Regions from separate parts of the Homo sapiens genome. Here region 1 is linked to region 2. Evidence: chromatin loops called from intact Hi-C (ENCODE). Cell type or tissue: heart left ventricle. All regions are shown on one strand. Each heading gives the region's core, and the rest is flanking DNA. Links, peaks and the distances in the headings are about the cores only.

What was found. Peaks named below come from ENCODE experiments on the same cell type or tissue, not always from the same donor. Only the 100,000 strongest peaks of a DNase experiment are listed, where the experiment ranks them.
Region 1: a loop joins it to region 2, with 6 times the contacts of the local background. A loop is called at or near these places in 5 of 110 quality-filtered maps.

What each region holds. Positions count from the first base shown.
Region 1 is chrX:69,023,125-69,028,491 of GRCh38, reverse strand. No RefSeq gene overlaps it. Among named protein-coding and RNA genes, the nearest start is that of PJA1, 140 kb to the left of the region's middle. RefSeq lists an enhancer at 1-152. In heart left ventricle, for the core only: no CTCF peak of the experiment used is centred there; a DNase peak (open chromatin) is centred at 3,361; H3K27ac peaks cover 952 bases.
Region 2 is chrX:68,892,159-68,897,525 of GRCh38, reverse strand. No RefSeq gene overlaps it. Among named protein-coding and RNA genes, the nearest start is that of EFNB1, 66 kb to the right of the region's middle. RefSeq lists enhancers at 1,703-2,214, 2,215-2,728. In heart left ventricle, for the core only: no CTCF peak of the experiment used is centred there; DNase peaks (open chromatin) are centred at 1,893, 2,355 and 2,855; H3K4me3 peaks cover 1,265 bases; H3K27ac peaks cover 2,985 bases.

The DNA.
Region 1 (5,367 bases), core at 273-5,272, 130 kb before region 2:
GGATGGGAAAGGGTCTTCCATCCTGCACTTGACCCTTTGCTGGACTCTTCTTTATTTACACATCAACAGATGATTGACAGGCCCCAAACCCAGTGCCTGAGTACTAGTCCTCCTTATTCATACCCACTGTTTCAGATTAACCCAACATCTCTTGTCCTCATGCCTAGAAAGCTCTCTATGGACACAGATAACGCCTCTTTATAGATGAGGAGACAGAGGCTCAGTCTTGTGAGGGAGGTGGCTCAAGGTCCCAAGACAGGTACGTGATGGAGGAAGGGTTAAAATCCAGATCCCGATGGACTGCAAAGGCCTTTCTCCTTCCTCTACACCACATGGTTGGGAGAGAGCTGGGACGTTGGGATTGTTCCTGAGGCTCTAGGCAACAACGGGGACAGCCAAGTCCAGGCCAGTCCAGGTGCTCACCCCAGGTGTTTCCTCACAAGCTTTTCCTCAGACGTCTTGTCTCTTCCCTTTGCGGAGTAAGGCTCAGAGGAAATGCCTCACCACTCTCCAGGCATGTGCTGGAGGCTGAGGACTGCTGTCTCATAGGGGTAGGAGGAGGGCTGGTAATCTCAGCACAGAGGAAAGCCCCTCCTAGAGCCAGTCTGGCCCTCTCGGCACCCTCTCAGACATTCTCTGGAGCTCTTGCCAAACCTCCCCTGGGTTTTTCCAGAGGTCCAGGGAAATTCCAGGAGTCAAGGACGTCAATGTTTCTGACATACACAGTCACAGCATCCCACAAATGTACCTGGCTGATCACACTCAGCTACAGTCTCTCTTTTGAATATGGGTGTGTAAGCAGGCCTGTGCATGTACACACACATACACACATGCTATAAATGATGAGTCAATTCCACAAGCCTCCTGCAGAAGCCCATATCTTCTCATCCTGTTTACATTTCAGCGAGTCCCACCTCACGTTGCCCTGAGTGTGTGTACAGGTCACAGCAATGCTGAGAGCAGCGTGGGCCAAGCGCAAGACTGGAGCTTCCACCCCTCCTCCACTGGTTTCATGCTCATTTTCTTTCCTTTTCCTGTTCCTCCTCCCAGACAGAGTTGCCTCCCTCTTCCAAAAGGCCACCCATGCTTAGCCACCCCTCACCTCGACACACACATATCATCGTCCCAGGTCTCACTGTCACAAAGAATAAAGCTGAGAGCTGAGTCTGCTGGGGTGTGGGTGGCGTCAGGCCCAGAGAGGTCACATGCAGCTGCCCCAGCTGGCAGGAACGTTCTAGAGAAATGGGTGGAAGGAAGCATTTTAGGAGCAGCAGGCCAGGCCAGAGAGCCCTGTTGGGTACTACGGGCCCAGGCAAGAGGTCTACTTCAAGAAGATTCCATTAGGGAAGTAAGACAAGAGGCAGTGCAACATAGCGACTGAAAGCAGACTGGAGCCAGACTGCTATGTGACATGTGATAGTTACTTAATCTGTCTGTGCCTCATTTTCCCCATCTGTAAAACTGAGATAATAATAGCAACCTACCTCACAGGGTGGTTTTGAGGTCAAGTAAATGAATACATGCAAAATGCTTACACAGGGCCTGGCACAGAAAAGCACTACATAGAAGTGGGGTTATCTTTTTTTTTTTTTTTTTTAATGAGATGGCGTTTCACTGTGTTGCCCAGGCTAGAGTGAAGTGGTGCAAACACAGCTCACTGCAGCCTCCACCTTCTTAGCTCAAGCTATCTTCCCACATAGCTGGGACCACAGGCATATGCCACCACATCTGGCTAATTTTTTTATTTTTTTGTAGAGACAGTGTCTTGCTATGTTGCTTAGGCTGGTCTTGAACTCCTGGGCTTAAATGGTTCACCTGCCTTGGCCTCCCAAAGCTCTGGGAATACAGGTGTGAGCCACTGAACCCGACTGGCTATCATTTTAAGGATCAAAATTATCAGTATTTCTCCATGACCCCCAGTCACTTACACAAACACACACACACACACACACACACACACACACACACACACAAAACCACTCGTATTCTCCTTCCTCTGCAGGTGTCAAATCAGCCTACAGATCTCCAAGCCAGTGCAGGCAGAGGCCGTATGACACAAGCAACCTCAGTCACCACTCATCCTCCATCTACTGGCCAGTCCCCCTCCAATAAATAAATTTCTGATTCTGACCCCCAGCCCAGGCCAAGGCTCACATTGGCTCATGAGAACTGCATGTGCATATCTCTTTACAAAGCTGTATCCAGTGATGTCATATTCATAGCTTGAATTCAGCCACTGTGGGAGTATTTATACCATGGCAATTGGCAACACTACAAATCAGAGATTTTTTTCCCCTCCCCGTGAGCAAGCTGTTAAATATTTACCAGCACAACATTACTTGTACCAACCTTTCATTTCTCCGCATTCCACCCTGGGGCCCTTCTCTACATGACACTTGCTCTTCTTCCAGACGCTAAATCCAACTGTAGCTGACTCCCTGCAGCAGCATTGCCCCATCTGATTAATATCCTGTGACTACTTCCTCTTGGAACCTCAAGGCCCACTGTTGACTGTGCCCCTGCCCTTTGGCACCAAACTTTGTCCACCAGGGAGCCCCCTTCACCGCTAGTCAGACCTACTCCCCAGCCCCCATCCTAAGCAAGTATGGGAGTCTCATGCCAGGCCCCTGCCCCATCCTTTCCTCTGCCTGCACAGTGTTGCCCTAAATTGCCAGTAGGCTGGTATCCAAGTCCTGAGCAAGCCATGATGAGGCATCTGCTGTACCTCTGAAAAGCAGAGTATAAGATTTTGCACGTTGGATGGTTTGCTCCATGAAGGAGCAAGAGACCTGGAGGGGAAGCATGACCCAGGGTGGTGGTTATCTTTTCTTGTGGGCTGAGTGGGCCAGTTTATTTATTCATTAGAATAAAAGCTGCATGAAGGCAGGATTTGACATCTATTTGTTTTTTTTGCTGTGTTCCCAGTGCTTAGATCAGCACTGGGCCCTTACTAAGTATTCAATAAATATAAGTTGAATGAATAAATGAATTAATCTGCTTATTCAACAAATGTTTCCCCTAAGCTTTTATTTGTACCAGGACATTTTAGATCCTGGTGATACAGAAAAGAGCAACATATGGTCCCTGCCTTCAAGAAGCTTCTGGTCCCATGGGCCACAGATGTGGCCGTTAGCGAAACCCGGGAGTCCCTCCAGGACGGCTTGTGAGCACTGGTGCAGATGGGAGCAGGGGCAGGGGCTCCCAGCTTCCAGACCAAGATGGGGTGCTGTGTGGGCCAGAGAAATCACAGTGTTTGTCTGCACGTGCTCAGTGGATTGTGCTAGCTGCTGGCTGTTGGCTGAGGTGGCCGCCCAAGGTCTCTTGGCCAGAACACAGCTCCAACTCCTTCACTCTGGCCCCGCCCACCCAAAGGAGCAGAGCTGTTGGCCAAGAGAGAGGAGTCAGGCAGGGAATCCCAGCCCCTCCCTGCCCCTGACTGGGCCCGGAAGGGCCTGGCATGCTTCTAATATCAAGCAGCAAATTCAATCAGGCAGATGAGAATTCCTATTATTTTAATATATTTAGAAGAGAGTTTAAGGTGGATTTTGTTCCATGCTGTATATTTTTACAACATGAGGTCAGGCCACTTTGATAAATGCTGTAATGCAGGCAGGAGGGGCCTTGGGAAAGGGTGAGTGAGAGAAAGAGTTGAAAGAGGGAGAGGGAAAGAAAGAGAGACAGAGACAGACAAAGGCAGAGACACAGAGACAAAGTCATAGAGACAGAGAGGCAGAGGCAGAGAGAGAGAGGCAGACATAAAGACTGTATGTGCATCTCTGGATCCATTTTTGCACATATGTCTATGACTCCATGTGTGTTTCTGTGTCTGTTTGTTGTTCAAGTCGACAAATCCATTTGGGGATAAATAGGATGATTTTTCCACCTGCAGGAAGCAAGGCAGCCAAAGGCTGATTGGGGCTGCTCCGCTCTGCTGCTCTCAGAAGGCCTTGGGCTGGGACTCGCATTGCTCCCTAGGCCAGGCTCCAGGCTCTGCTTAGAAACTGAGATGCAGGCAGGCGGCCAGAAAGGCAGAGGCAGTCAATCCTTAGCAGGAGAGAGGCACTGGGCCCCCGGGTGCCCCCTGCCCTGCTGGCTCTGCCACGTGACTCCATTCTCACCTTCCCCGGAGGATCCCCATTCCGCTCTTAGAAGCCGGCATACATGGCTCCCAGCATCCAAAACAAATACCACTGGAGCACAGGGACTCACGGTGCCTTCTTTGAGACCAGAATGCATAAGCATGGCAGGAAAGGGTTGACTAACCAGGTTGAAAGAAAAATTTTCTAGTCTGGAGCCTGGGGGATGGATAAGATGACCTTTGGAGGTCTTTGTCATGACAGAAATATTTGACTGAAAGTTTTCTCCTAGTGTCAAGCTTGGGGAAGAGGATGGGATGGGCTTCTCAGTTTCTGGAGAACTTTCCTTGGCTCAGAGTCCTGAGAAAGGGTCCAAGTTGTTGAAGCTGGTGCCAAAAGCCCCTGGCCCAGTCCAGACCTGGCAGGTGACCTAGGCAGCTGCTGAATCCATCTGCCTGCTTTGGACAAATGGCACCCTTACCAGCATGGTGTGTGTCTGCCCACTTAGGGCCTGTACCGGTATCCAGGTGGTGGATGGGATCACATCCACTTTCATTAGCTCCTGCAGTGGGTACACCCAAGACACTTGGGAGGGAGTAAGCTTTGTAAACCTTTCCTCGAGGAAGGAGGAGGCAGAGGGACTCCCATCTGCTGTCTTGGCCTCACTACCAGGCCCCATGGAGCAGCCAGCTCACAAGAGGAACAGGTCTGCCTCAATCATCTCTTCAGCCTAGCTTGGTGGTGCCCTTTTTTTTCCTTTTTGGAGAAGGGCCAGAAAATGACCACATAAAGGACTAGAGGACAGGGAAAGTGAGAATGAGAGGAGGAGAAAGACAAAGGCCACATTATTATCTCTTCAAAAAATTGTAGATGGTTCTTCAAAGCAGGATGATTGGCTGGGCTTGTGGCTGCCTCTAACTATGAGCTAACCTTGAGATAGGGTTGGTGGCCTGGAAACAAAGTGTCAGAGTTGGAGGAGGCTTTGTCTCTGCTCCTGCTGTTCACTAGAAGATGGCAAGTTGTTCTGTGGCTTGTCCCATCCCTGTGCCCCCTCATCCACCATCATCCTCCAAATGAGGCCTAACCACTACCACCCTCAGGGATGGCATATGTGCCAAGGCCAAGGGATATGGTCAGCTCTTGGCCCTTTGGAAAACTTTCACTGTCAGCATTCAAGGGCTGGGGATCAGGCAATACTTGGCCTTATCAATTTCTGTCTCTTACGCCATCAAGGAGCTTCCTTTGAGTGCCTGTTGTATGCCTCTAAGGAACTTGGGCAGAGAGGGTAGAA
Region 2 (5,367 bases), core at 265-5,264:
GCAGCTCACAAACCCAGGCTTCTCAGCCAGGAGGGCCTTCCAGAGTTCTCATCTCCAAGCCTTTTCCTCCAGGGTGCTGGTGGGGATGGGAGCAGCAGGGAAGGGAGCCAGGGCCCCTCCCACCCGTTCAGCACCTTTGTGCTAATTAGAAAAGAGTATCCTCTGTAGACAGATGTAGCCTGCACCAGTGTGCACAAAACTGATAAGTATAATGCAGGCTTGAGTTTCAGCTCCCACTCACACCCTTGGCCAGACACCCTCATGCAGTTCACAACCTGTAGCACTGTATGTGATGGCCCTGGGAGACAGCCTGAGCCTTCGAAAGCATGCTCAGAAAGCCTGGACTGGGCTCCTGTAGAGACCCTGCTGCAAGAAAAGCTAGGAAAGTTATACTAAGCCCTGGAACAGCTCAGTAGGTGGAAAAGCACCAATAGAAGGTGAACTGTGCTGTGGCAGTCTGCGTCCGAAGCAAAGAGGCAGATGGCGAGGGCCATACCTGTCTGGGATTCTGAGCGGGGGCTGGAGCAATGGAGTCAGAAATAAAGTTCACAATGAAAACCAAAGGCAGAAGACCTCTGGAGAACAGGAGTCCAGGGCTGATATTTGGGTTACATCAGTGTGGTCAGGACTGAGGATTGATCAAGGAATAGAAAGGTCAGCATTACAGGTCTAAGGAGAGGGCTGGCGGTCTTGTCTTAGGTCCGATCATTACTATGTGTGGAGGCCATGGGCAGTAGAGAATCGGGTCTGCGTGCAAGCCCAGACCATTTGCCCGGCCCAGCACTTCCTGTTCCTCTGCCTTTTTCCAGCCCCAGGATCTCAAGTTGTAAATAATCCTTAGAATACCAGCACACATTTGTTTAGCACCTTTTTTTTTTTTTTTTTTTTTTTTTTTTGAGATGGAGTGTCGTTCTGTTGCCAGGCTGGAGTGCAGTGGCATGATCTCGGCTCACTGCAAGCTCTGCCTCCCAGGTCCATGCCATTCTCCTGCCTCAGCCTCCCGAGTAGCTGGGACTACAGGTGCCCGCCACCACGCCAGGCTAATTTTTTTGTATTTTTAGTAGAGACGGGGTTTCACCGTGTTAACCAGGATGGTCTCGATCTCCTGACCTTGTGATCCGCCCGCCTCAGCCTCCCAAAGTGCTGGGATTACAGGTGTGAGCCACCGCACCCGGCCTTGTTTAGCACTTTCACATCCCAGTTCCCTTGCGCCTTGAAGGAAGCAAATCTCTAGCCCTCTCCATCTTTACCCTGGCAGAGCCCTATTTATCTTTTAAGCCTAGTTCAAATGTCACCTCCTCTGTGAAGCCTTTCCTGACCCCCTGCCCTGGCATCCTCTCTGCTCCCATGGCTTCTTGAATTCCAACTGTCACCACACAGATCACACTGCACTATATCTCTCGGTTGCTCTGTCACCCCCACCACACTAAGGGCCCCTGAGAGCAGAGACTATGTCTGGTTTGCCTCTGAGTCCCCAGGGCCTGGCACTGAGCCTGGAACTGGGAGGGTCTTAAGAAATGCATATTGGGTGGATGAATGAAGCAAAAGGGACACATGTTCACATACAGGTCACTCGTTCCTGGGGTCTGGGAGGCCAGTGAACTTGACAGTTGGGTCAGGGAGTAAAGGTCCATGACTAGTCTCATTGCTGGGCCCCAGGCCATGTCTGGGATAGGGATGAAGGCATGAGCAGCGGGGGCAGGGAGGTGGGATGGGTGCAGTGCCCTATGGAGGGCGATTTCTGCTCGTCCTGGGTCCTTACTGTTCCTCTCTCAGTCTGGTCTCAGGCTCTGGACAAGCTCCAGGAAGGCAAGGCAAAAAGTATACAAGTTACATCTGACCCATCTCTCTGGTGGGCACCATGCCAACATCCTGTCTTGCTTGGCATACCAGAGCAATCTGTGACCCCTCCTTCTCTGGCCATCCTGGGGGGCTCTGTCTTCCTAGAGAAGCCTGAGCTAAGGAGGCCCAAGCCCTGCTCTGAATCACCTGTCCCACTCCCCTCCCACTGAGCTAGGCTGGGGACAGCATGACCGAGCAAGGAGAACTGAAGTCAGGGAGCCTGGCTGCTTGGATTCGTGACTCAGCTTTGCCATCAACCTGTCGGGTAACTGTGGTTGAGTGTGTGATTCTGGCTGACCCTTGGACCATCCCCACTGGGGACTACCGGACTCTCTGAGGGATAGCAGCTCCTGCGAAGGCCAGAGGAGGGCCGGCGTGGGTGCAGAAGCATGGCCCTCACCACCCTGGGCGAGTGGCGTCCGGCGCCCGCCCGTCCGCCCGCCCGCCGACTGCCTGCCTGCCTGCCCGCCTGAGCCTGCACCCGCCTGGCCACAGGCTGAGGAAGCATAATCATGCTGGGCTATTTCAGACCCATTATCTCAGCTCAGCTCCTGCTTCCTGAGCAGGCCCCGAATTAGCCTGGCGCTTTGTTCTCAAGTGCATTTGTCAGATCGCTTGGCCTGTACCTCGGGGAGGAGGGAGAGGAGGGAAGGGAGGGCAGGGGCGGAGAGGGGGGCGGGTAGGGAGCGGGAGGAGGAACTCGACGCTAATTAAGACTCATTAAAAAAAAGAAGACGACAATGAGGAATAAGGAGAAGAAGAAAGAAAAACGAAGTGGAGGGGGGAGGGAAAGGCTTGCTGAGGAAGCAGAACAGCCGCCGGGAGAGACACATACAGAAACGCGCAGGCATACACACGCCCACAAAAAGACACGGAAACACACACAGCTCTCCCTCCCGGCAGCCTGCGCCAGCACTTCCCGCGCTCAGCCCTGCCCTGTGCCAGCCTGGCCGGGGCGACTTAGGCTTAGAACCCTGAGCCTTCCTTCCGGTTCCCCGGGCTGCCCTGTGCCAGCCTGGCCGGGGCGACTTGGGCTTAGAACCCTGAGCCTTCCTTCCGGTTCCCCGGGCTGCCGGGCTAAGGACGAAGCACAGCCAGGATTCAAATCCTGCCCCGGCTCTTCAGTAGCTCTGCAGCCTCTCGGTTTCCACGTTTGTCAAAGGAGAATCCCTAGGTCCACTGAGCAAGGCTGGCAGGAAGGCGTCCGGACATAGAGAGGCTCATCTGTTCGGGAGTGTCTCGGCCCAGCAGCAAGCCTCCAGCTGGCGGTGCCCTCTCCGGGTCAGGCCTGGCTGCGCTTCTGCCTCTGAGCCCTTCTCAGAGCCAGGGGTGGTGCTGTACCAGGGCTCAGGCCCTGCTGGGCTCCCTCCCCTCCCACCACTGTTGGCCTGTGCCCCGCCACCACCAGCCCAGGAAGCTTTAATGGACTATTGCTTGGGCAACAGACAAAGCTGCCCAGGGCAGGGAGGCCTCTGCATCTCCACAAAGGTCCCAAGTATCCCTAATGAACTAACTCTAGCTCTCTTTCTCTCTCAGAATTCTTGGTTTCTTAGTAACTCACATATCCCAAGGCAGGAGCTCAGCTCAGTGCCAAGCTTGCCTTTCACACCACTTCAGCCAGGCCCTGGGTGGATAAGAAGACCTCGGTTTGGAATGTCCACTCCAGCCCTCACTTGCTGTGTCTCGGCCTTCCCATCTGCGAGATGAAGGAACCTCCACTCTCCCTGCCTGCCCCAAGCATGACAGCACTTCATGCCCCCCAGAGAGAGAGGGACTTTGCCAGCTTCTGACAGGTCTTTCAGAGATCAAAGTTCAATTATGTCTTTCTTGCTTGGGTTCAGAGGCATGAGGTCAGAGCCTTTCAAAAGCTCTCTCATCTCAAAGCATTCATAAACTCATCTTGGTGGCAAGAACACCCATCTAGGAGTCAGGCAGTCCTTGATTCAAATATCTGCTTTGCAAATCACTGGCCATAAGACCCTGAGCAAGCCAACTCTCCTTTTGCAACTTTAGTTTCCTCTTCTATAAAATGGGGTTAATGACCATAGCTACTTCATAGAGTGCCTGGTGCACAGTAGATGCTCAATACGTTGGGCTGTTATTATTACTCCTCCCACCTCCTTTTCCCCATGTCATCCCCACTCTATCTGGCCCAGCTTGGAACCACATCCCTCAGAGCAGCCCAGGTGTCCTCAGGCCTGCAGGGCAGAAGGGGTAGAGGGAGGCCCCTCTCAGAGAGAGCTGGGACAGGACAGCAGGGGTCCATGTCGTCCCAGGATTCTTCCTTACACTCTCTGGTGGAGACTGGGGACAGGATCACAGGAGCTCAAAGTGGGTCACAAGGGCTCAGACCAGCCCAAGCACTGAGATCAGAAACTGGGGCTTCGGCACAGGGAGTAGTCAGGTCTAGGAGCAGAAAGGGCATGAGCCAGGGTTGGTAGGCCTGGCTGCCAGTCCCAGATTTGCCGAGGACTCTGCATGCCCTCAGCTGAGTCCCTGCCCCCATATGGGTGTCAGCCAGTATCCCCTCCCCCAGAGATGAGGCTGCAAGTGTTCCTGGCTGCCAGAGAGGAGGTCGCTGCTGAGCCCCTACCTCACTCAGTGAGGTCAGCTGGCAGGCCTCCTCCCGCTGCCCTCCCCCATGCTTCTCCACTCCCCACTTTGGCAGGACCATTTCTTGCAGCCTCTTCTGCAGCGCGCCCTCTGAGCCTTTCCACCCCACATTCCTGTGCAAGCCTTCAAGCAGTCCCAGACTGAGCTGGGGCTCGATGGGATGCTCTGTGAGCTGAGTTCCCATTGTCCGCAAATCGGGACCAGCTGTGAGCAGCCTGACAGCCCAGTGCTCGTGGCCGCCCCCACTCCCGCTGCAGTTACAGAAGACGGGAGAAGAGTGAGCCCACCGCCTGCCCGCCTGCCCGGGGCTCCCCCCTCAACGCAGCATGATCAGCTCCCTAGCCAGGAACAATCAAGCATTATGAATAAAGATGTGCAGCTGGACAGAGAATTCCTCCACACCCACCTGGCCCACCCAGCAGCTTGCAGCCTTCCTCCCCCGATCAGGCTCTTTCCACCTCAGGGGCACCCCACCCTAGTTGGTACATAGGCATGCAGAGGCCAGTTTCTAGGGGGCACAGGATTGCCCTAGCCTGGCCCTGCCCTCCATAGAGCATCCTAGTCCTCTGGAAAACTGTTGCCTGACTCCATCACACCATAATTGAGGTGGGCTTCCGTACAAGGCATGCTGTTACCTCGGCCCCCAGGGTTGGTGGGGAAGGAGGAAACCAGCCCCTGGGGAGGCTGGAGCCAGGACTTGATTCCAGGGCAGGAAGCTTGGTCAGCCTCAGTGTGGGGCAGGTTCAGTGACAAGAGGCCACAGAGTGGGTGACTATCTGTTGGCAGCAGAGCCATAGGATTCTAAATACTCTGAGCATTGACAACAGTGTTCTAGCCAGGGCCTGGCATGCAGGGAGTAGCATCCAGACCCAGGAAGGGAGCTGGCAAGTCTTTGGGTGGGGCCTTTGGATA